Regions from separate parts of the Homo sapiens genome. Here region 2 is linked to region 1. The links are chromatin loops, found by intact Hi-C in ENCODE. Cell type or tissue: endothelial cell of umbilical vein. All regions are shown on one strand. Links, peaks and the distances in the headings refer to the core of each region. The heading gives the core; the rest is flanking DNA. Region 1 overlaps STK32A (serine/threonine kinase 32A). Region 2 overlaps STK32A (serine/threonine kinase 32A).

Evidence for each region. Hi-C counts contacts between places; a loop is a spot of excess contacts. Peaks named below come from ENCODE experiments on the same cell type or tissue, not always from the same donor. Only the 100,000 strongest peaks of a DNase experiment are listed, where the experiment ranks them.
Region 2: it touches region 1 in a loop (2.3-fold over the local background); 2 of 110 quality-filtered maps call a loop at or near these places.

What each region holds. Positions count from the first base shown.
Region 1 is chr5:147,303,429-147,316,137 of GRCh38, forward strand. All of the region lies in intron 4 of STK32A (serine/threonine kinase 32A), which reads left to right. Among named protein-coding and RNA genes, the nearest start is that of STK32A, 75 kb to the left of the region's middle. In endothelial cell of umbilical vein, for the core only: no CTCF peak of the experiment used is centred there; DNase peaks (open chromatin) are centred at 6,373 and 7,063; H3K27ac peaks cover 1,722 bases.
Region 2 is chr5:147,363,524-147,376,232 of GRCh38, forward strand. It overlaps STK32A (serine/threonine kinase 32A), which reads left to right. Exons shown (of 13, transcript NM_001112724.2): 9 at 7,131-7,247; 10 at 9,646-9,771; 11 at 11,567-11,695. Among named protein-coding and RNA genes, the nearest start is that of STK32A, 130 kb to the left of the region's middle. In endothelial cell of umbilical vein, for the core only: a CTCF peak has its summit at 6,437; a DNase peak (open chromatin) is centred at 6,428.

The sequences.
Region 1 (12,709 bases), core at 2,460-10,459:
GCAACAGCTGACAAACTTAATGAGCAAGCACTTTTTCAGCCTCTGCCACAGTCACATTTTCTATCCTATTGGCTAAAGTAAATCACGAAGTCAGGCTCAGATTCAAGGGGTGTAGAAATAGGCTCCACTTCTGATGAGTGGCACGGCAAAGTCAACATTGCAAAAAGCCAGGCAGAGATATTACTGTGGCCAGTTTTGCAAACAATCCACCGTAATACATAAAATATGTTTAAGCAGTCCACAAAATGATCAAGGAAATGGTAGAAACTATAAACACTGCAAGAACTCAGAGCCACATGATGTTATTGAGTCCTTGTAGTGCTCTGAAAGGGTTCAAGGAAGAAGTTGTTTTGGCATATGACCCTGATGAACTTGCAAAAGTAGAGAAGAAGGGAGCACAGTTTCTGAAGAAGAACTTAGTAGAGAAGTGTTATTCTGTGGCCAGTACGCAGTAATTGTTCCACCTAGAGATGTTGACTGACTGATGAACAGGAAGCTGAGTCTTTATAATGCAGATATTCACATATTCATTTACTCATCCTTTATTGAAAACAACGCAAGGAGCCACTAGAAAATTTAAGCTCAAAAGAAACTCACTGGATGGATATGGGGTAAAGATTCAGAAGCACAGCTGAAGTAGCAGGTTTCACAAAGATTAGGGACAAAGGGCAATCTGGAAATCTAGGTAGCAGGAACTATTGAATAGACTCTTAAGCTGTCTGGGCGGACATGAGTCAGCTCCAACCAATTTTCTAACCTTGTGTCACCCACTCAAGATTGAAAGTCCTGGGAGAGAATCCAACTGGCCTTGCTCAGAAAACATTCCTGCCCCTTAGCTCAAAGAAAGAATAAAATAAATGACTCCTGGATTGTTAGCCTAAGCAACTTAGATGATCATGTCATTCATTTAGATGGGGAGATTGGAGGAGGAGCAGATTCATTGTGAAAATCAGGAAAACTCTTTTAGCTCTGTTAATTTTGAACTGCCCCTTAGTAATTCAGATAGAGCTCTTGAATAGGCAGTAAGTGAATCTGGAGTTCAAAGGGAAATTCAGGGAGTATAAAGTCCAACAAAACAAAAATATGGGAATCACTGGCTGTTAGATGCCATTTAGACCAGGGACTTGAAGGGAGCACCTTGGGAAAGAGACTAGATGGAACAGAAAGTCTGAGGACTAAAGACATTGCTCTCTAATAGTTCTGGTAGAGGAGGAAGATTCAGGAAACTAGACAGAAAGACAACAGTCATGAAGCTAATCAACAAGCTATGGGTAAGTCAGGGGAGTCTGCCATCCTGGAATCTTCCAGAGAGAAAAGTTTTTCAGAAAGGAAGGAGGGAAAACCATTTCAGATGCTGCTGCAAGGTCAAGAAGAAGAAGACAAAAAGAGCAGACCCCTTACTTGAGAAGATAAATATTGTGACCTTGTCCCAGTGTTTTGGGAGGCTGAGGCAGGAGGATCACTTGAGGTCAGGAGTTTGAGGCCAGCCTAGGCAACATAGTGAGAACTCATCTCTACAAAATATAAGAATAAAATAATTAGCTGAGTAATCTCAGCTTCTTTGGAGGCTGAGGTGGGAGGATCCCTTGGGCCAGGAGTTTGAAGTGATTACTCCACTGCACTCCAGCCTGGGTGACAGGGCAAGACTCTGCTCTAAAAAACTAAAAAAAAAATTAAAAAAATATATTGAGATTGTTGCAGAACTTTCTCCTTAGGTCAGCTAAAACTGGGCTCTTGTCACATGACCAGGGAAGATTAGGCTTGCAGACACATAGAAGGGTGAGGAAAACATTTATTGGGAGAAAAGGAAAAAGAAAGAAAAACCCTCAGCAAAGCGAGAGGGAGTCTTGCCAACAACCTCCTGCCTCACAGATAGGTTACCACACGGAAACTGAAGAGGCCAGGCTCCTCCCCCTGCAAACAGCGCGAACTTCCCCTGGCTCCACCCACTTCCCTCAGTGCGCAAGTGGGCATTATTTAGAGAGAATGAGCCAGGAAAGCGCGGGCTTCATCCAGGACCAGCAGTCCGGTTTTTCAGCCTTCAGGCTGTTTTAGACTTGGAGGCTGGGTTTCTCCGGGACCCTTGGCTGTCTCCTGTCTCTATCAAGATCTTAATAAGAGCCAACTCCACATGGTGGGACAAAAGACCAAAGGGAGTAAAGGGAGAGGCTTAATGAGAAAATGAGAAATTAAATCATTTAATGAGTGATTTTATTTTCCAAGTAGAGGAGGAGAGGTACAAAATGAGTTTTGAGATTCATGTTGTGACAGGTAGCAATAGTGTCTTGCCATTTCTGTATTGTATTCCATTGTATAAATACTCCATGGTTCATTTACGTTTTTTACCATTGATAGGCATTTGGATCGTTTGCAATTTGAGACTTTCGCAGAGTACTACTATTAACATTCTTATTTGTTCTTTTGGCAAACTCCAAAATATGTGTACTTTTGTACACATGTAAACCCTAGGACCCAGTGATTTAATTCTTAAGTTTATATTCCAAAATATGTGTACTTCTTATTTTTCTACACATATTTTGGAATATAAACTTAAGAATTAAATCACTGGGTCCTAGGGTTTACATAGGTTTAGCTGGCAAACAATTTTCCAAAGAGCTTGTGCCAGTTTATACTCACATCCGCAATGTATGAAAAGTCAAGTTGCTCCAAAGCATCACCAACACTGGATATTATCAGTTTATTTAACTCTGGGTGTTCCAGCAAATGTGTAATGGTATCTCCCTGTGGTTTTAATTTGCATTTTTCTGGTGACTTATGAGTTTGGGCATATTTTTGCTTATTGACCATTTATAATCCCTTTGTTGGGAAGTGCTTGTTTGACTCTTTTAACCATCTTTCTATCGGTTGCCTCTTTTTCTTATTGATCCATGAAAGCTCTTTATATATTCTATATACAAGTCTTTTTAAAAGTTTTTTAAAAACTTTTATTTAGCACATACCAAGTCAGGTGTTGTTCCAGGTGCTGAAATGGAGGAGAAGGAAATTTTCAGAAGATATGTGGCAAAGAGAAAAAAGTGTTAACCTTTGTGATTTGTGTTATTTGTTACTATCAAGTTGGCAATAATAAATATTTATTATAATTTGTAACACATATTTAAAATGTATTATATATAATATTTTATATTGTATCATATATAAAATCAACAGATTTTAATTAATTCAAAATTCAGTATCTTCACTGACATGTGTTAGCTTCCTAGCACTGGAATGTCATTTGCTTGCTTACATATAAAGGTATAATAAATTTTAAATCTTCTGCTCAGATAAAGAAGTAGTGAATTATCTAAGATGTTTGAATGACTTAACATAAATATTTCTAAGGAAAGGGATAAATCACATAATTTTTCTGCATGGAAACCAAATAAAACAAATAAAAAGAAAGATGCGTTTATCAGTAGGGAAAGTGTCTAGAAAAAGTACATATAACTATGCCTGACAATAGGCATATAGCCTACATGTAATTGATACATTTTAGAAGAAAGTGTGGAATCATTTTTAATATTATGTATGTAGAACTCTACCCTGAGTCAGGAGTTTCTTGTCATATGTTGAGGAGGGTAGAACAGAGTTACTAACACTAAATGAGACATTGAATAACCTATCTTTTGTTTTTATGGGTAAAAAATATAGCGACCATAATATACCAGAAGTAAAAGAAATACAAATTAATATCTAATTTATTATATATATGGAATGAGCTGTGAAACTTCACCAAGAAGTCTTTCTTTGGGGCATATAAACTATTTGCACAATCTCTGACCTTCTTTTTCACTGCAATAATGGTTTTTTTTTTAACAATAAAAAATGTTTGGACTTAATGTGGTACAATTTATCAATCTTTTTCTTTATGCGTAGTGATTTCTGTGTTCTCTTTAAGAAATTTTTGTCTGGCTGGGGACAGTGACTCACGCTTGTAATCCCAGCACTGTGGAAGGCCGAGGCAGGCAGATCACTTGAGGCCAGGAGCTTGAGACAAGCCTGGCCAACATGGTGAAACACCATCTCTATTAAAAATACAAATATTAGCCGGGTGTAATGGCACATGCCTGTAAATCCCAGCTACTTGGGAAGCTGAGGCATGAGAATCCCATGAATCCTAGAGGTGGAGGTTGCAGTGTGCCGAGATCATGGCGCCAATGCACTCCAGGTTGGGCGACAGATCCAGACGCTGTCTCAAAAAAAAAAAAAAAAAAAAAAAAATCTTTGCCTATGCCAACGTGGAGCTATTCTATCCTGTTTCCTAGAAGCTTCACTGTTTTAGCTTTCACATTTAGATCTACAGTCTAGGATCAAGTTTTATTTTGTCTTCATATAAATAAGTAATTGACCCTTAGCCATTTGTTGATGAGCTTATACTTTCCTTACGTCACCACAGAACCATATTTGTTATTAATCAAGTCACCATCTATGTATGGGTTTCCTGACTCTGTTCCATTGATTCATTTGTATACTCTTGCATATTTATCACTCTGTTTTAATTACTGTAGTTTTATACTGGATTTTCAGTAATTCATCTTTGGATTATGTTGGCTACAGTTGGTTCTTTAAAATTCCATATAAATTTCATAAGTAGCTTTTCAATTTGTATTTTAAAGCTGCTGGTATGTATATTGGGTACATGGAGTCTATAGATTAATTCAGGGATAACTAACATCTTTTTAAAATATCAAATTTCCAATTCATACATTTTATATATATATATATATATATATATGTGTGTACATGCATATACATATATATGCGTATACATTTCCTTATTTATGTAGATATTCCTTAATTTCTCTCTTTGGTTTTAGTTTTTCATGTAGAGGTCTAGCGTATTTGTCTTTAGACTGATGACTAGGTATTTGATAAGATTACAAGTGGTATTATTTATCAAAATTGTATTTCTTGCTAGTTTGATGCTTATATACTAAAATACAATTGATTATTAATATTGACTTTGTGTTCAGTGACCTGGCTAAATTCTCTTATTAATTATACTAGTTGTCCCATAGGTTTTCTTGGATTTTCAATATTTACATTCATGTGATTTACTAATAGTGGCAGGTTCATTTCTTCCCTTTCAATCTTGCCTTTTCTTTCCATGCATATTGCACATGCATTGAGAACAATGTTGAATAAAAGTAGTGATAATGGACATCTTTGTCTCTTTTTCCCGAGTTCACAGGGAAGGTTTTCAATATATCAAGAGTTTATAAAATATTTGCTGTAGGCTATTTGTAGATATCCTTTATCACAATAAGAAAGTTTCTTTTCTGTCCTAAGTCACTAGAAGTTTTTTTTTTTTTTAACATGAATGAGTACAATATTTTATCAAATACTTTTGTTTTACTGAGGTCATTTCTATTGTGAGTGAAGCAAGTTGATTTGTAAATATTAAAGCAATCTTGATTTCCAAAAGTAAATGCTAGTTGGTCATGTTCTATTATCCTCTTGTGTATATTACTGGCTACAATAAAATATTTGTTTTTTATATTTTTTATATTATTATTCATACATTATTTATGTATGTTATTTATTATTTATAAATATGTATTCTATTTATATATATTCCTACATATATTTTAGGATGTACATAGACAAGTTTGAATGGTAACAAGAATGAGCCAACTGAGAGGAAGAAATTGGTAATGTAGTAAAGAGCGGGGATGATTGCCAAGTCAGGTCCTGCAGGTGGTGAGATGAATGTGACTCAGGGCACAGGTGAATGAGCTGACCTTAGGTGGAAGTGGGGACCCTTCCTTCATGTACTAGGAGAGAAAGCAGAGTTTGAAGTCTGTATGTGTGTGAGCTGCTGGGCTTCTCAGAGGGCAGATGAAATAGTTCTTATGCCATTGCCTGTGTTTTCCCTGTGGTATATGAGGCCATCCACTGAGAATGAAGGTGGTCAGAGTATAGGAAATTTTGAGATGCCGAGAAGATCTGTGAAATTAGTAGAGAATTAGAATAGGATTTTCTAAGTATCCATTTGAGACTTGTAGTTATAATTAAACAAGAATCTATCCTGCAGATTTGTATTTTTCTCCTTAGATTGCACTTAATAGATCACCAGTTCATTTTTGTTGCTGTTTAAAAGCATATTGAGTTTAAGCAGGATTGGAGTTTAATTGGGTGAGGTATTCTCACTGTGACTAAGTTTGATGAATTGAAAAGCGTAGTTGTAGAAAGGAAACTCAAGAAGGAAATTCTTGGGGAAACTTAAAGAATCGTATATATGCAATGTCACTTTTTAAGACAACTAATATTTTTAAGAATTTACTACTTTTGAGGTGCTGTACTAATATATTACATGTATAATTTCATATATCTTCAACTACTAGTTCCTGTAAATAAGTATGCTGATGATGACACGTTCCATTTCTTTCGATAGCCACAAAAACAGGAAGTGATGACAAAGCTGGATTCTAACTCCCGACTCCCAAATTCTCTAAGACCCTCAGCATTAACATATATTTTATTTTAATGTTATTATATATGTATCATTACTTTTACAACTCTTAAACCAAACATTTTAAAATTAGCTACAACTGCAAAATCAACTTAAAAATTTCAAAGAGCCATTTAACATGATAAATTAAAATATTTTAGTAAAACAAAATCACCACTGATACTTTAATATTCTTAGGTCTGAGAAAAACCATTATGTCGTATTATTCCTGCGTTCCTGGTAGCGTTTCTACTGCTGGACATCAGAAATAGAGAATAGTAGAGCCCCTGAGATAAGAGCAGAGACAGGGGAAAAGCAAAACATTTCTGAAGAGGCAGTTGGTCTAGTTTGGCTATAATCACTAGACGGGTAAAGGAACATTGGGTGCATTAAAAGTAGAGAGCCTGGGATGAAGGCGTGAAGGCTGAGTAAGAATCTCTTCACTTGGTAGTAATTCTAGTTCATCCCCCTCTGACCTGCAATTCTGAACATGGTGTAGCTTGGTCAATAAGGAAATAAATTGCCTTTCTGGCTGGAGAGGCAAAGGGTAGACAATACATTGTGCCAGCTGAACTTCCTGTCTCTCCGCTCTGGAGAAGAGCCAGTCACAATGTATGACTCAGCACGCCGGGCACCTCTCCCACGCCAGCCAGGCCTGCCCAGCCACTTGCTGAATCACAAGTGGCCATTTCCAATCCCATCAGTGACCCAAGCTCTCCAACTTAGACTAGTTTCTCTGTGATCGGTCTATGATTGTCATGGAGCACAAAAAGTATTAACTTCTAACATTTATTTTTCTTTCCTGGATGCTTGATGAACTTTATAAGCAAGAGACTGATTTAATTGTTCCTCATTATCATCTGAGCATGCCGTCTTGGCTTGCCCTTTTATATGGAGAGCAAAATGTTGTTATTCCCCTTTGCCTGATTACTGGCTGTATTATTCTCTGAGGTGGCCATCTCAAGAGATTCTGTAGAAAATAATAATAGCAAAATTTCTCCCTTGAGAAGCTTCATAAATTAAATCTCCAGAGCCAGTATATGTAAGCCGACAGATTATGAAATATGATTTAATGCTCTGTCCAGAGAAAGGTCAGGGCTTCAGAAAAATCATCATAATATCAAGAAAAACTAATCTGCAACCTGTTATATGATTTTTAAAAATCACCCCCCATCTTTTTTACTGTGCAAACTGTAGATTTTTGTTTATTTTATTTGAGGCTATAGTTTATGTCTTGAATCACACACATATGAGTATTACTTTCTGTGAGGTTTTCATGACCCCTGCAATCAAACTTGGGTCCTTCTGTTAGTTTCTATCACAGTATCCTTCACTTTTCTTTCACAATTCTTGCCATATTCTATAACTACATATTTGTTTGTTAAATATTTGTTTATCTTTTATAGATGATTGGCTTCAGGAAGAGGGAAACCATGTCCTTTTGTTCAGTCCTTTATTCTCAGCACCTTGCACAACATGAATATACAAAAAATATTTGTAAAATGACCATCGAATGAACAAGTGCTCATTAAGTACCAAGCTATATGCCAGGGGTTGCTGATGGTTAGAAATGAGCAGGGCACAAAATTCTTTGTTCAATTAGTGAGCAATTCAGGCAAAAAGAAAATATTAATGGTGATTATACAATATAATGCAATGCAGCCATCTGCCACTAGATTTCTGAAGTGTTTTGTTTTGTTTTTAAGAGACAGAGTCTTGCTCTGTCACCCAGACTGGAGTACAGTGGTAAAATCATAGCTCACTTCAGTCTCGAACTCCTGGGCTCAAGGAATCCTCTCACCTCAACCTCCTAAGTAGCTGGGACTACAGGTGCATGCCACTATACTGGCTAATTTAAAAACAGAAGCCAACAAACAAAAAACACACCTTTTTAAGACTGGGTCTCACTATGTTGCCCAGGCTGGCCTTGAACTCCTGGCCTCAAGCGATCATCCTGCCTTCCAAAGTGCTACCTTCTAGAGTATTGGGATTACAAGCGTGAGTCATCTGCACCAGGCCTGAAGCATTCTGTAATGGAGAAATACCTGGGTGCTATGGAAGGGCAGAGGGGGAAACACAGAGGAGTAACATCTAGTTTACGTTTGTCAAGGAGAGGCCAGGAAAGACTAACTACAGGGGAGATAAACTCCAACCAAGAGTCTTTAAGTCTTCCAAGACTTACGTACAAGTTTCTTATTGCTAAAATGGAAGTTTTAATGAACATTTATTTATTTATTTGAGATGGGGTTTCACTCTTGTTGCCCAGGCTGGTGTGCAATGGCACAATCTTGGCTTACTGCAACCTCTGCCCCCCAGGTTCAGGTGATTATCCTGCCTCAGCCTCCAAAGTAGCTGGAATACAGGAGCCTGCCACCATGCCCAGCTAATTTTTTTTTGTATTTGTAGTAGAGACGGGGTTTTGCCATATTGGCCATGCTTGTCTCAAACTCCTGATCTCAGGTGATCCACCCACCTCGGCCTTCCAAAGTGCTGGGATTACAGGTGTGAACCACTGCCCCCGGCCTGAACACTTACTATAAATATTATATGGTAGTTCTCTCAAATTCATTCTGTTTACTGCCCAAAAGAGCTACATAAATTCTAAGTTGTCCACATTTATGAATTTTAGATATATGGCTGTTTATTCTGGATAAACACACAAAATACACAAGAGTGGGTGCGATCACTTATATGTGTTAAAGAAGGCATTCAAGGTGCATTTTTTCTTTGGAAAAGCTTTGTAAGGCTGCTTATGAGACAGAGAAGTAAGTATTTTATAAATTCCAAAGCTTCTTGGTCTATTGATGAGTTTTTCTGCTGTTAAAAACCTCTGAAAATTTGACAACGTACTCTAGAGAGAGAAAGCGCTGAAATAGGCACTGACGTACTGCTGGTGGCAATTCAAAATGATATGCACCCTATGGAGATAAATTTGGCAATATCAAGCAAACATTACATATACCTTTGCCCTTTGTTTTGACAAATCTTTGTTTTAGCAAACCCTCTTCTATACATCTATAATGACATTAGACTGCCCAGAATACAAGAAGGCAACCACAGTGGGCCAGTACTACTACTGGGCTAGATGTGGTGGCTCACACCTGTAACCACAACATTTTGGGAGGCTAAGGTAGGAAGGCTGCTTGAGGCCAGCCTGGGCAACATAGTGAGACCTCATCTCTACAAAAAAAAAAAAAAAAAAAAAATTAGCCAGTCATGGTGGTACATGCCTGTAGTCTCAGCTACTCAGGAGGCTGAGATGGAAGGACAGGTTGAGCCTTGGAAGTGGAGGCTGCGGGGAACTATGAATATGCCACAGCACTCCAGCCTGTGCTACAGAGAGAGACTCCGTCTTAAAAAACAAAACAAAATAACAACAACAACAAACAAAGATAGATGCATAGAGTTTTTCACTGTTGCACTATTTATATTAGCCAAAAACCGGGAAACAACCTGAATATTCATCAAGTGGGGACAGGTTGAGTAATCATGTGACATACATAAATTGCAGCACTGCACACTTGAGAAAAGAAGTGAGAAATGTCTCTATTTCCTAGTGTGGTTTGCTCTCCAGAGTATACTGTTAAGTGAAAAAAGCACTGTGGCCTCAAATTTATCTGTAGATTCTATACAATCCCCATCAAAATCTCAGCTGGCTTCTTTGCAGAAATTCACAAGCTGATCTTAAAATGTGTATAGAAATCCAAGGGACTCAAAATTCAATAAATTCAAAGACTAGCCAAAACAATCTTGAAAAAGAAGAGCAAAGTTGGAGGGCTCATACTTTTCAGTTTCGAAAGTTGTTATGAAGCTACAATAATCAAGATAGGGTGGTCCTGGCATAAGGATAAACATGGAACAGAATTGAGCATCTAAAAATAAAGCCTCATATTTCCAGTCAATTGACTTTTAACCAGGGTGCCAAGAAAATTCAATGGGGGAAGAATTTGTCTTTTCAACAACTGGTGCTGGGACAACTGTATATCCAAATGTAAAAGAATGAAATTGGAACCCTACCTCACACCATGTACAAAATTAGCTCAAAATGGAAAACAGAGGTAAATATAAGAACTTAATGTATAAAATTCTTCGAAGAAAATACAGAAGTAGATGATCAAGACCTTGTAATCACTAATTGTTCCTCAGATATGACCCCAAAAGAACAAGTACTAAAAAAAAAAGTAGACAAATTGGACACCATCAAAATTGAAAACTTTTATGCTTTTTATACTTCAAAGTCACTATCAAAAAAGTGAAAAGTCACCCCAGAGAATGGGGAGAAAATATTTGCAAATCATATATCTACTAAAGGATGTGCATTTACAATATACAAAGGGGCCAGGCGCTGTGGCTCATGCCTGTAATCCCAGCAAATCGGGAGGCCAAGGTGGGTGGATCACCTGAGGTCAGGAGTTCAAGACCAGCCTGATCAACATGGTGAAACCCTGTCTCTACTAAAAATATAAAAATTAGCTGGGTGTGGTGTCAGGTACCTGTATCCCCAGCTACTTGGGAGGCTGAGGCAGGAGAATCACTTGAACCTGGGAGGTAGAGGTTGCAGGGCGTGGAGATTGTGCCATTGCACTCCAGCCTGGGCAACAAGAGCGAAACTCCATATCAAAAAAAACAAAAAAAAACAAAAAAAAACAAAAAAAAAAAAAGAACAAAGATTTCTTCCAAGTCAATAATAAAAACAGAAAATGCAATTTAAAAATGGATAAAGAATCTGAGTAGTTTTACATTAAAAGATAAATAAATGGTCAGTGAGCACTTCAAAAGATCCTGAGCATTACTAAACATTAGAGAAATGCAAATCAAAATCACAATGAGATGTCATTTCATACCTATTGCTTTCTTTTTCTTTTTTTTTTTTTTTGAGACAGAATCTTGCTCTATCTTCCAGGCTGGAGTGCAGTGTGTGTGATCATGAAAATGGCTCACTGCAGCCTCAACATCCTGGGCTCAAGTCATCCTCCTGCCTCAGCCTCTTGAGTAGCTGGGACTGCAGGCATGTGCCACCGCACCAGACAATTTTTTTTTTCTTTTGTAGACACAGTGTCTCACTATGTTGCCCAGGCTGGTCTGAAACTCCTGGGTTGAAGCAATCTTTCTGCCTCAGCCCCCCAAAGTGCTGTAAGTATAGGTGTGAGCCACCACACTGGGCCAGTACTATTCTTTAAAAAATGGGAAATAACAAGTGTTGGAGAGGATGTAGAGAAACTGGAGCCTTTGTACATTGATAGTGGGAATGTAATGTGGTACAGCCACTGAAGAAAACAGTTGGACAGTTCTTCAAAAAGTTAAACATAGAGTTTCCATTTGATCCAACAATTCCGTTACTCAATATTTACTCAAAATAATTGAAAGCAGGGACTCAAATAGATACTTGCACACCAGTGTTCACAGCAGCATTATTCATAATAGTCAAAAGGTAGAAATAACCCGAATGTCCATCAACAGATGAATGGATAAACACCACATAGTATGTGCCTATGATGGAATATTACTCAGCCTTATAAAGGAGTAAAATTCTGATATACACTACAACATGGATGAACCTTGAAATCTTATAATAAATGAAATAATCCAGACACAAAAGGACCAATATTATATGATTCCACTTAGATGAGATGCCTAGAACAGACAAATTCATAGAAACAGAAAATAAAATAGAGGTTACCAGGAGTTGGAGAGGAGGAATAAGGAGTTATTATTAAATGGGTATAGAGTTTCTGTTAGCAATGATGAAAATGTTCTAAAAATGGACAGTGGTGATGGTTGTAGAACATTCTGAACGTACATAGTGCCACTGAATTGTACTTAAAGTGGTTAAAATGATAAATTATATGATATGTATATTTTACCACAATAGAAAAAAATACAAGAAGTTACCAGTGGGGAAAAGGAGGGATTACAGAAGACAGGGATAACAGCACGACTTTTCTCAGTATACCTTGTTTTTCGTATTTGACTTTGAAAATATGTACATACTTTATATAACTAGAAAACAAAATTAAATCTTAAAACAATCCCAAAAATGGAATGTAAAAAAAATGAAACCAATTAATCTAAGTATATATCCAGTTTGTGGCATAACCACACAAAAATGAACTATTCCAAGTGACTTTTGAACAGAAAATTACTATATACCATCAGTAGAATATATCCTAATAACAAGAAAGAACAGCAAAAATATCTTAAAGTGTTTTCAGTAATGGCATTGTTGGGGGTAATGTTGATACTGTTATTTTGAAAGTG
Region 2 (12,709 bases), core at 1,810-9,809, 59 kb after region 1:
GGGAATGGCAGCCCTGATGATCTGTGAATCGCCCTCATGATCCTTCTTCCTTTTACTTGAAGGATAGCACATGTTCACAGCTGGATAGCATTACGGTCCCAGCCTGTAAAATCCAAGAAGTCTGACAGCCTTTCTCCATAAATTCAAACTGGCAGCATCTGCTAGTATAATCCCATCTTTATTTCTAGCTTCTGTTGTGATAACTACTTGATTGTTCAGCTACACTCTAGTGTGCTCTTCAGAACAGGCTTGCTCATTTTCTGCAATATGGATAGAAATCTTCAATTTCTGGTTGCTTTTTGCTTAATTATTTTTTCTTCAATTCAAACATTCCCTTTAACATTTTACTATAAGCAGACAGAAGGAACCAAGTTACTCCTTCAAAGTTTTGCTTAGAAATCTCCTCGGCTGGCCTGGTGCAGTGGCTCATGCCTATAATCCCAGCACTTTAGAAGGCTGAGGCGGGCAGATCACCTGAGGTCAGTAATTCGAGTCCAACCTGATCAACATGGAGAAACCCCATCTGTACTAAAAATACAAAATTAGCCGGGCATGGTGGTGGATGCCTGTAATCCCAGCTACTCAGGAGGCTGAGGCAGGAGAATCACTTGAACCTGGGAGGTAGATGTTGCAGTGAGCTGAGAACACAACATTGTACTCCAGCCTGGGCAATGAGAGCGAAACTCCATCTCAAAAAAAAAAAAAAAAAAAAGAAATCTCCTCAGCTAAATATCTCATTTCATCACTCACAATTTCTACCTTCTGCAAAATAGTAGAACACAGTTCAGACAAGCTCCTTGCCACTTTATAACAAGAATCACCTTTCCTCCAGTTTCCAATAACATGTTCCTCATTTCTGTCAGACCTCACCAGAATCACCCTTAATATCCATATTTCTAGTGCATACATCCACAGTCTTCCAGCTCAATAACTAGTTCCAAAGTCACTTCCACATTTTAAGGCATTTGTTCCAGCAGCATTCCAATTCTCAATACCAAAATTTTAGTCTGCAATATCTGCCTTCACAAAATACCACAGAATTGGTGGCTTAGGCAACAGAAATTTATTTTCTCAGTTATGGAGTCTAGAATTCTGAGATTAACGTGCCATCATGGTTGGGTTCTGGTGAGGGCTTTCTTCCTGACTTGCAGACAGCTTCTTTCTTGCCCTCACATGACGGAGAGAGAGATAATCTCTTTCTCTTCTTTTTGTAATAAGGCCACTAATCCTATCCTGAGGGCTCCACCCTTATGACCTAATCTAACCCTAATTACCTCCCAAGGGCTTCATCTCCAAATACCATCATATTGAAGGTTAGGGATTAAATTTAGAAATTTTGGGGGGATACATTCAGTCTGTAACAGGTTGTATACTCTCAAGGTCCCAGTGATGGATGCAATCAGTGATTCCTCTAAGACCAAAGAGTTGAAGACCTGACTTTAGGAGCTTGTTTATCCCACAGAACTAAAGAATTGGGTATCTCAAGTCATCATCCAGATACTGCAGCTCTCCTCTCCTAACTTTTTGGAGTCATTCTTTCTGCTGCTGTCAATAGCCCTCTTCTTTGGTCCCACAACACACCATCATGATTTCTGCATTAAAAATGCCATCTCCCAAGTAATTAACCTATTCACAGTAAGAACAGTTGTTAGAAGTTGGGGTTATTTCATCATGGTCCAATGGCTTTATCTTGCTCAGGAAATCAAAGATGAGTGTTTCTAAAGCAAAAAAAAGGAGGATCTCACAATTGTATCTGTTTCATTCACTCTGCAGGGTCCATTTTACACCCAAACATTCATTAGTTCATTGTTTGTACTCCTGCCTTTCCTGAGGAAGTCATTGTAGCACTATTTCTTAAGTATATTCAAATTTGGATAAGTTAGTCAAATTGATGTGAAAGGACCACCCTTGTAAGCCAAATGTGTAAGTCCTACATAGGGATATTACCTGTTTTTATCTCCTGATGGGCTTTTTTTTTTCAAGTTTCTAAATAAATCCAGTGAACAAGTAGATACGCTACTCATGATTATATAGGAAAACAGAGAAGAGAAACATACACTTACTTAAAAGTAGAAACATATCTGCTCTTTCCCACTTCACCCTTAATTTTTTTCTCCCCAGCCAATTTACTCACCTTCTGTGGCTGTGCTTCTGTGTTAGACCCTTGCTAGCTGCTTCTGGGGTTCAGAGCAATTGTGCTCTGCCCTCATCTTTTATGACACACCTAGCAAAACAGAAGCAGAGGAGCGAGTTGAAACAGACAAACGACTATCTGTTATTCTTCAAACATGCCTAGGATTGTATTTAACTATCACCTATCTAAAAGAGGTATTCTCGCCTGCCTGGAAAGAATTTTGCTAAGAAAATTGTTTCTCTTCTTCCCATATTATTTTACCTCTATGCTAGTTCCCTGTGATTTGATATGTCAACTTTGACAAATTCATTTTTCTAAAGCACAGATATGACCTTTTTTGTTAAGAAAAAGAAACTACTGTTGCTCCCCAGTGCTACACACACACACACACACACATACACATACACACCCTTCACAAGCCTTATCTGCACCCCCGCCCACTCCCCACAACAAACTTCAGATGTCTTAGCTTGGCATTCTTCGGAATTAGGTCAACGTTTCAGATTTTGCTTCCATTTGTGTATTTCTGACCCTTCATGAACTCATTTTGGCCTCTTAGAACTTCTTCCTCTTCTCAAAGCATCTCTTGGGTTTTTTAACCTCTTGTTCCTTCGCCTATAAAGAGAGTTTCCAAGGCAAACCTTGGTCTTCTTTAAAAATCACTCTGCGTAAGATTTGAAATCACTAAATGAAGTTTTAATAAAGGATATATCTTCATTGCAGGGCTTTTCAAAATCTTTATAGCCAAGTATTTTGGTCATTTCTAAGAAAGGACACACTATTAAACTATTCCAGTTCGTGTTGGGGAGGTTTTTCTAGATCTCTTTATATTCAAATTCTATTCATACTTTATCACCTATGACAAAATAGCACTTTCTCTAAAGAAACATTCTCTGACCTCCCTATCTAAAGTGATCCGAATCTCTTCCAAACATTTATTTACTTTATGTATCCTGTGAATCTTTGGAATCTAAGCTTATTAGAAAATATAGAAAACCACGAAAATGAAAGCAAAAATCAGCTGTAGTCTCTAAGGCAAAGAACATTTCCAATTAAGAAATTAAACTCCCTTTGACTTTTAAACCCCATCTTAGCAGTTTGTTGCATTCACTTCCAACTTGTTTCTGTTCTCATAAGGATACTCTATCTTCAGATAGATAGATATAGATAGATGTGTTGTTTTAGCAAAAATAGAAGTATGTTTTACCTTGTTGAGCCTTTTTTTTTTTCATTTCATAAGATAAAATGTACAGCTTTCTAGATCAGAACACCTAAATCTATTTTCTTTTTAAGGATTAAATCTATAGGCATATCAATTTTTATTTTTTATCTCTTGTATATTATTAGGTTGTTAATTCATTAAAGGTAAAGTATGTATCTTATATAGGTTAGTATTATTCACAGTATTTAACTGTTTTTTTTTTCCTCAGGAGAGTCTTGCTCTGTCCCCCAGGCTGGAGTGCAATGGCCCAATCTCGGCTCACTGCAACCACCCCCTCCTCTGTCCAATCAACCCTCCCGCCTGAGCCTCCCAAGTAGCTGGGACTACAGGCATATGCCACCATGCCTGGAAATTTTTTGTATTTTTTGTAGAGTTGGGGTCTTACCATGTTGCCCAGGCTAGTCTTGAACTCCTGGGCTCAAGCAATCCACCTGCCTTGGCCCTGCAAAGTGGTGGGATTACAGGTGTGAGCCGCCGCACCTGGTCACAATATTTAACTTTAAATAGGTATATAATACATGGTTATTTTCACTCACATCCATGTGAAGAGACCACCAAACAGGCTTTGTGTGAGCAACAAGGCTATTTCACCTGGGTTTCAGGTGGGCTGAGTCCGAAAAGAGAATCAGCGAAGGGAGATAGGAGTGGGGCCGTTTTATAAGATTTGGGTAGGTAAAGGAAAAAGGGGGGTTGTTCTCTGGTGGGCAGGGGTGAGGATCACAAGGTGCTCAGCGGGGGACGTTTTGAGCCAGGATGAGCCAGGAGAAGGAATTTCACAAGGTAGTGTCATCAGTTAAGGCAGGAACCGGCCATTTTCACTTCTTTTGTGGTGGAATATCATCAGTTAAGGCAGGAACCAGCCATCTGGATGTGTATGTGCAGGTCACAGGGGATATGATGGCTTAGCTTGGGCTCAGAGGCCTGACAGTTATTGAATGAATGGAGAAACAAATCACTTAGACACCTTCTAGGAAAAAATGACCAACTATGCTACCTGCAATTACGTTTCAAAATGTAGCTTATCTGAAGAAAAGGAAGTAACATTTAATTACAAGCATCAATACAACTCAAGCACAGAGGAAGTGTGCTAAACAATTTCCTCCATACGTACAAATTTTTATTTACAGAAAAGTATATGTCTTAATGAGAAAATGTGCTCGAAAACATTCTCATCATTTCTGAGTTTGGTTTCAGTCTTAATGAATGTGTCCCTTAACTATTAATCTGCTTTGTCATCTCTCTAACTCCCTACTATCTCATTGCCATTGCAAAGGCAAAGGTCCACATCTTTTATAGTTTCATATTATCCAAAAGTGTTAACTTAGGATAGATGTGTACATAGTTTTGTACTCATTGTACATGCTTAGCTGCAATTCTTTTGCCTTTGCACTTCTGAAATACAACCATATTCACAACACATCATTTGTTCCCTTATAACATTTCACCTTTTCCACTTTGTTTATTCTCTATATGCTCACTGTTAGTTTAGATGCTGCCTTAGGCTTTTATGATATATACTGTGACTGCATACTGTAATTTTTCTCTATAGCATGTATCCCATTTATTTAAGTGTGTGTGTGTGTGTGTATACAGTCTATATAATAAATTTACATGCTTCCTTAAGTAGACTGTAGGCCCCACCAACATAGAAACCATATGTGTCTTGTTCTTCATTGTACCCTCAATGCCTAAGAAAGGTGCTGGAACATGGTAGGCATTCAATAAATAATTGGTAAATAAATAAATATACAATTCTGGTAGTTGATTAATTCAAATTAATTTTAAAATTTAGAACTGTAAAAGTAAATTAAAAAATAAGATAAAGACAATGTGATTATTTTTTAATAAACCAACAGGTCATGGAGATTTTAAAAATTAAATTCAGTCATATGGCCTTGTAAAGTAACTAGAGAAAAATGTACACACTTAAACCAGCTGCTTGTGGCATTCATCAGTTAATTCATTTGTTTATAAAATCATTTTATTTTCTAGGTGGCCCAGAAACAGTAGGTTGAGAAGCAGCAATGAATTAAAATCAAGAAGAAACACAGAAAAAAGTAAAAACACATGTGCATACACATATAAGCCTAGAAGCTTGAGTATACTAAGCCTAATCTGATTCTTAATGATAAACATGGTCTGAATCATATGGAGTAACCTAACCCTTTGGCTACTAAATTACCAATAAACATTGATAATGGTGATAAAGCATCTAGCACTCCTTTACTGATATTGAGTTAATGAGTTATTTCTACTATATAATTACCAAGACATATGATATAGCTATGGTCCTTTATTTAGTGTTGAGGGGGTAAATATGGCAGTTGTTTTTAGATCTTACTTAAAAAGCAAAAATGTTTGAATTAATCTCCCTTTCAAGGGCCACCTCCTGGCACTTCATGGTTCCATGAATAGCTGACATTGACTTGCCATGTGTAAAATTAAGCTTTTCTTCCCATCACTTTTCTTGAGGACTCATTTTGCTGTTCACTATTCATTCACATTTACATATGCCCATTTTTACCTTTGTGTCAATAATGATAAAAATCTCTCTCTTATATTGTGTCTAATACTATTAGCCACTCACTCTGTTGAGAAATTTACACATATTATCTCCTTTAATTTTTCCAGCAATCTCATGAGGTAGCTCATTTTACAGATGAAGTAACAAGCTCAGAAATTGAGTGGAGAAGTTTAGCACCAAATCCTTTTAACCTCAAACACATGATTATTTTATATTACCTCTTAACACTGATTTACTACAGGGAAAAACTTAAACCCTTTCATTTCCCCCAATTTAGGTCATCCATCAACAGTCATTTATTAAATATCTTAAAAGGGCCAGGCATGTGATCAATGTGTATATCCATATTAACTGTGCTGTGGCTAGTTAATCGAATATGGAAATTTTGTTCATTAAATAAACATGTATTGTGCACCTACTGAATGCTTGGTCTCATGAACAAGAATGATATAATCTCTGGCTGTGAGTATCTTACAGTTCACATAAGAGACATGAAATTTCAGTGTTGGTGAGTCCCCTACAAAATAATATAGATAAAGGCTGTCCTCTAGTGTAAAGCTGTGAAAACTACAGCTAATCCACAGTTTTCTTTTGTTTAATTTCTTTTCTTTTTAAATTACTTTTCTTCAAAATTAAAACTGTAGAAGAACCTGGTTCTTCCCCCAAAATTTTTTTTAAAAGCTTCTGCCTCATCACAAAATTCTCCACCCTGCCATACTCTGTGGAACCAGGGACTCATAGCATTTGTGGGACTGGAGTTGATGTTTTCTGAGCAGTTTTCTGTCCTGAGCTTCCTCATTATGTTGCAGTGAAAGGGATGGTATGGTAAAATTCTGGATTTACTTGCAATCAACCCTTACATAATAATTTTTTAGACTTCCATTTATTGAGGACTTGTCCAGTATTTCGTGTTAATACTTATATAATACCTTATAAAACAATTTCAAATCAGCATCTCAGAGGCTGATTCAGTCCACTTGAATGTTTTGTTTGGCTCAGTGGAGTGTTCAACTTTAAAATTTATGGTATTTTAGAAGCGACCATAAATTCCTAGTGTCTCTTTAAGAAAAAGTAGGGGGTCTGGCAACACAGGACCACCTACACATATGGCAACGCAAGAGTCAGCTGGACAGGGTTAGAAATTGATATAGATATTTTATCGGTTGAAAGTTTAGCTTGGAAACATTTGGAAATTTTTTTTTTCTTTTGTCCTATACAAATGAAGACTTTTACTTCTTTTCTCCCTTAAGAGACCGTATCATATTCGCTCCAGTACTTCCAGCAAGGAAATTGTACACACGTTTGAGACGACTGTTGTAACTTACCCTTCTGCCTGGTCACAGGAAATGGTGTCACTTCTTAAAAAGGTAAGAAGGAAGACTGCATGTCCAAACGAAGTAACAAAAGGAAGCAGGCTCTCTGGCTTAAGTTTAGAAGTTAGTATACAATATTGGGGACAGTCATGATAGTATACATTTGTAGAGTGTATTTTCTAGCTGTTAGCTTTCAAATACATGGCTTCATTAACTCAACTCAGATTCCCCTTGGATGTCCCAAAGCCATCTTAAACTCAAAGGACTTCTTTATCTTTGTCTTTCCTGAATATCTTCTCAGGAAATTCTCTCAGTGACTGGCTTCTCTATCCAAATCCACTTACGCCAGCCAGCAACCAGGACTCATTTGTCATCTGCGTATTCAATTCATCACCAGGTTCTGAAATTTTATATTTTAAGTATTAAAATATTTCACTTCTCTCTGTCCTCACTACTATTTCCCTGATCCAACTGCCATCAGTCTAGCCTTATAACGGGTTTGTCCACATACACTTTTACCACTCCATTCTATTCCCCATGCAGCCCCACAGTGGTCTGTTAAAGGACAGTCCAGGATATTTTCCTTATTCTTAGAATAAAGATTAAAATAATTTTGTGGTACAAAAGTTCAAAATACCTCTCAAGCCTTGTTTTGGACTTTTGGACTTTTGTCCCCCCTTTGACTACACATAAACTGCTTTGGCCTTTTTCTTCTTCTTTTCTTTCTTTTCTCCTTCTTCACTTTTACATACCAGTCTTCCTCTCACCACAGGACCTTTGCACATGCCAGTACCTATTCCTGGAACAGTGCCTCCAATCCTAGTTCCTCCAGTTCCTCCTTGAGAGCAGTACTACTCAATGTGGTTCACTGGTTCTAGTCCATGAATTTTTTCTGCAGGTCTATTGTAAGTAAAGAACTTGAGAGAAGCATTTAGAAACTTTTATAGCAATTGGACACTGCTGTAGCATCTAAACACATGATCAATGGACTTATCTTATTGAAGAGGGTCCAAGCTTGTTTGACGGTTGTTGAACTCAAGTCACAAGGTGTCTATGTGGGGTGCTGCATACTGGCAATGCATAATAAGACCACATACTGATTTCAGTGGATTGGAAATTGAAACAGACAAAAACAAACAAAAATAACTGACCCTTCTACATAGTTTGGGAAGCACAACTTTAGCTCTTAGCTCAAATATCACCTTCTTGGTGTAAGTTCACATAACACTATCTTTCCTTCATAGCATTTTTCAGTTTAAAATTATACCCAGCATTTGTGTGATCCTTGGTTACGTACCATTTTCTTCTTAGCTTCATGAGGGTAGGGACCATGTCTGACATGTGTTACCATTGTATTCTCAGCATCTAACACAAAGCCTGAGAAGTGAAATTTGACAAGTATTCAAATAAATGAGGTCCACAGCTTTCATCAGATTTTCAAGGTACCCATCTTCATCAAACAGATGAAGAACAGTTATAGCGGGAGGTCAAAAGTGTATATTGAGTGATGATACAAAACAAGAATGAGGGGCCCAAGAGGAATGGGCTTGGCCTTTTTTTTTTTTTTTTTTTTTTTTTTTTTTGAGGAGAAAATTGCACCAGTTGTGGCTGGTAATGGAAAATAGCTTTAGTGGCTAAGGAGTCATCATTTGTGTCTCTTGTTTTTGGAGTCAAGTTCCTTATTTTGGAATAGGGACATTGCATCAGTAATGTCAAAGACATAGAATGGGGGATCATTTTTCATAAGCAAATTCTGCTTAGTTCCAAGACAGCCCTGCTTCACTCCACAAATTACACCCTGAGGTTGCATGGTTGTCATCTTCAGAAGCATTCTCAAGTGGGACTGACAATGCCTATTTGAGCCACACAATTGCTGTGATGTTGGCTCAGGAATGGTTAAGGGGGCAAAAATCTTTTATCTCAATTAGTAAAATCTAGAACTATAACAGTTACTTTAGTTACACCTTATCTATGCCGCCCCCAATGTATTTTAATTAGTTGTAAAAACAGCTACAATTCTTAGTAGGAAATGAGTTCTACTTGTGAAATGTATCAACATTTGTCACCATAGGTTTTCTACTAGGTACTTTGTATAAATAGCCTCCCACTAATCCTGATTACAATCGTATGAAATACATTATTACCACTTTTTTTAAACACATGGGTAAACTAAGATTTAGAGAACAAATTTGCCCTTAGTAAGTAGAGGAGTCAAGAATCAAAGATATATTTGACTTAGTAGGACAAGCCATTTTTACTCATCACATTGCAGAATCCTACATACTGTTCATTCTAATAATGTATGATCTACATTGTTTATGGGATTAGGGATAGGGGACACTGTCTATTTTCCTTCAGTCCTACAGTTGAAAGCATTTAGAGGGAATTTGTATGATTTTTTTTTGTCCTTCTATCCTTTCTTATGGCCTTGATGTTTGCATTTTATTGGCAGCTACTCGAACCTAATCCAGACCAACGATTTTCTCAGTTATCTGATGTCCAGAACTTCCCGTATATGAATGATATAAACTGGGATGCAGTTTTTCAGAAGAGGCTCATTCCAGGTTTCATTCCTAATGTGAGTCAATCCTAACAAAGCCAAATAACTCCCATTCAGTGCGCATTACCCGGTGTGCCAGATTCACACATTGTCTCATTAGATAATCACACCAGTGTTGTTAAGAGAGCCCCAATTCCCATTTTACAGATGAGAGAATTGAGACATGCACAGGGTAAGTTTGTCACCAAAGGTCACAAAGCTAGCAAGTAGTCAAGCTGGGATTCTAATCCAGGTGTATTTGCGACTGAAGTTCTAGCTTTTAACCACTTTTTATGGTCTGTTTTTATTGAAAGGAAGTCCTAGTTCCCCAAATAGTCATTCTCATGAATCTGCTGGGGTTTTTTTTAAGTTTTCTTTGATTCTAAAGATGCAGAAGTTTGTGTCCCTAGAGATCTGAGTCAAAGAATTGAAAATTGTTGGAGTTGGGGTGAGGAATTTATTTTAGCATTTGCCCCTCATCCTTTGTTTGTTCTGTCTCAGGGATTTATATTTGTAAGGACTGATAACCAAAGACATATAATTCCCATTGGATGGATAGCCAAACCAATGGACTTCTGTGGTCTACTGCATTATGCTGGTAAGAGCCAGAGTCCAGAAGCTTAGGCCAAAGGTCCCAAGTGAGGCCACTAGCTCCTTCTCTCTGCCTAGAACTGAAATTATATGTTCAGTTGTAGGTATATTGGGCAGAATAAGAGGCTTCTAAAGGGGCCTGTAGAACCAATTCAGTTTTCTGTTTTGGCTGTCATGGCAGCTCAGGCCTGCAATCTCAGCACTTTAGGAGGCCGAGGCAGGAGGATCAGGGGTTCAAGATCAGCCTTGGCAACATGGCAAGACCGTGTCTCTACAGAAAAAGAAAAAAAAATTAGGCAGGCGTGGTGGTACTTGGGTGTAGTCTCAGCTACCTAGGAGGCTGAGGTAGAAAGATCACTTAAGCCCAGGAGTTTGAGGCTGCATGAGCAGTGATTGTGCCACTGCACTCTAGCCTGGGTAACAGAGTGAGACCCTGTCTCAAAAAAAAAAAAAAATTACTCTTAAGCCCATATGAGGCATTTGCTGTGGGAATGTGAGAGTGTGATCCTTCATGTACACACAGCAGGAGGCATGCTCCAATGAGAGGGTAAGGAGAAAGTACAAAGTGAGAGAAAGGAGAAAGCAGGGTGGTGGAATTGTACCTTATGGAGCAACAGGAGGGTAGGTCTGAGTTCTTACCTCTCCGCTTTGTGGGGTCCATTAGGGGCAACTTGTACCATAATTGACACATGACACAATGAAGGTCTAGGCACCCCAACTCTTGCTTCCCCCTCCTTCTATGTGTTGCGTCCCTGCAATTAGCCATCAATGCTGGCTCAAAAGAAGTTCTACGTTATGCTTCTCTGACTTTAGTGTGAATCGGAATCATCTGGGAAGCTCATTAAAGTGCAAGTTCTTGGACCTCACATTCTGAAATTCTGATTTGGGAAGTCTGGTTGGAGAACTGGGAAGCTGAGCAAGCAACTTAGGTGATTCTGAGTTACATGATTATTAGAGCGCACTTTCGGAAACATAACCCAAAATTTATTTTCCACTTTAGAAAAATAACTGTAAGTCGGCTTTTGTTTTTACTCATTGAGGCCTAATTGAGAGTTTAGAAAAATAAACGAAGAATATGAAAAACGATGCTGGCAATAAATAACGTAAAACTTAGAGTGGGAATCCCAGTGTATTATTCATGGACTGCTCCGTTAAGACTAAGTATTATTTTCCGTATTAGGTCTGCTGTGTTTTTCAGAATGATACAGTAATCTGAGGATTGAGCCAACTGTCTTCCTTGCAGAAAGGCAGGCTGAATTGTGATCCTACCTTTGAACTTGAGGAAATGATTTTGGAGTCCAAACCTCTACATAAGAAAAAAAAGCGTCTGGCAAAGAAGGAGAAGGATATGAGGAAATGCGATTCTTCTCAGGTAAGCAGGTCCCCACCAAACTCAGGGTCATGGGTATCCCCATGATGGCTGCAATATCTTCGAGAGCTTCTACTGGGAGGTCATTTCAGCTTCCTGCTTTTGCTGCTTAGTGAAATAGGAGAAGTAGATCAGCCGGGTTTCTAAAAGGGCAGACCAGAGCTCCTCTGAGGATCCTAGCAGCAACATTTTACTTGTAGGCTTTCCGTCTAGAGTTCTGCCATTAACTTGACTCAGTTATTTCTCTCTTCCAGTTCTCAATTCAAAATTTACAAATTTCCTGGGAGAGGAACTGTCATTGGCCAAGCTTAGGTCAGGGGATGATTCATAAAATTATGGTAAAGGGGCAGGTTTCAAAGTACACACATGGTTGTTTTGGACCTCACTCCTGCTTTGAGGAGTTTCTGGGAGCAGCCAACCCTAGAGATGATGTCTGTTCTTTGCCACAAGCAGAATTTTATGATATCAAGCCTCACAGAAGAGTGTCTGTTCACAGGAATGACGGAATTCTAACATGGTGGAGCACTATTGCTGGATTTCAGGCTGAGTTAAATTAACTTTGTAACTAAGTATATTATTCTCTGTCAGAGTCAGAGCTCAGATTTCAGTGAAGTAACTTGCAAACACTCAGTAGGATTTTATACTCACATGTGGCTCTATGAATTATAATGATGATGAAGTAATAAAGTTACTTTGCCTCTAAAGGTCATCTATCTATCCACACGACCATTTCCATTCCTCCATCAATCCCTGCCTCCCTCCATCCATTCATTTAGGCTACTTTTTTTTAGTAGCTATGATCTGCCAGGTCCTGTGCTAAAGACTGGAGTGAGAAATGATTGAGATATAATTTCTATACTCAGTGCTGTCCCTTTTCTCAAAGATTGTGTAGTCTTGTGGTAAAGATGGCTCTGCAAACAAATAAGTATCCTCCATCTCCTTAATTTCTCTAGTAGTCAGGGGCCACTATATATTTCAATGGACAATTAACCAACGTTCACATCTCTGTCCTGTTTG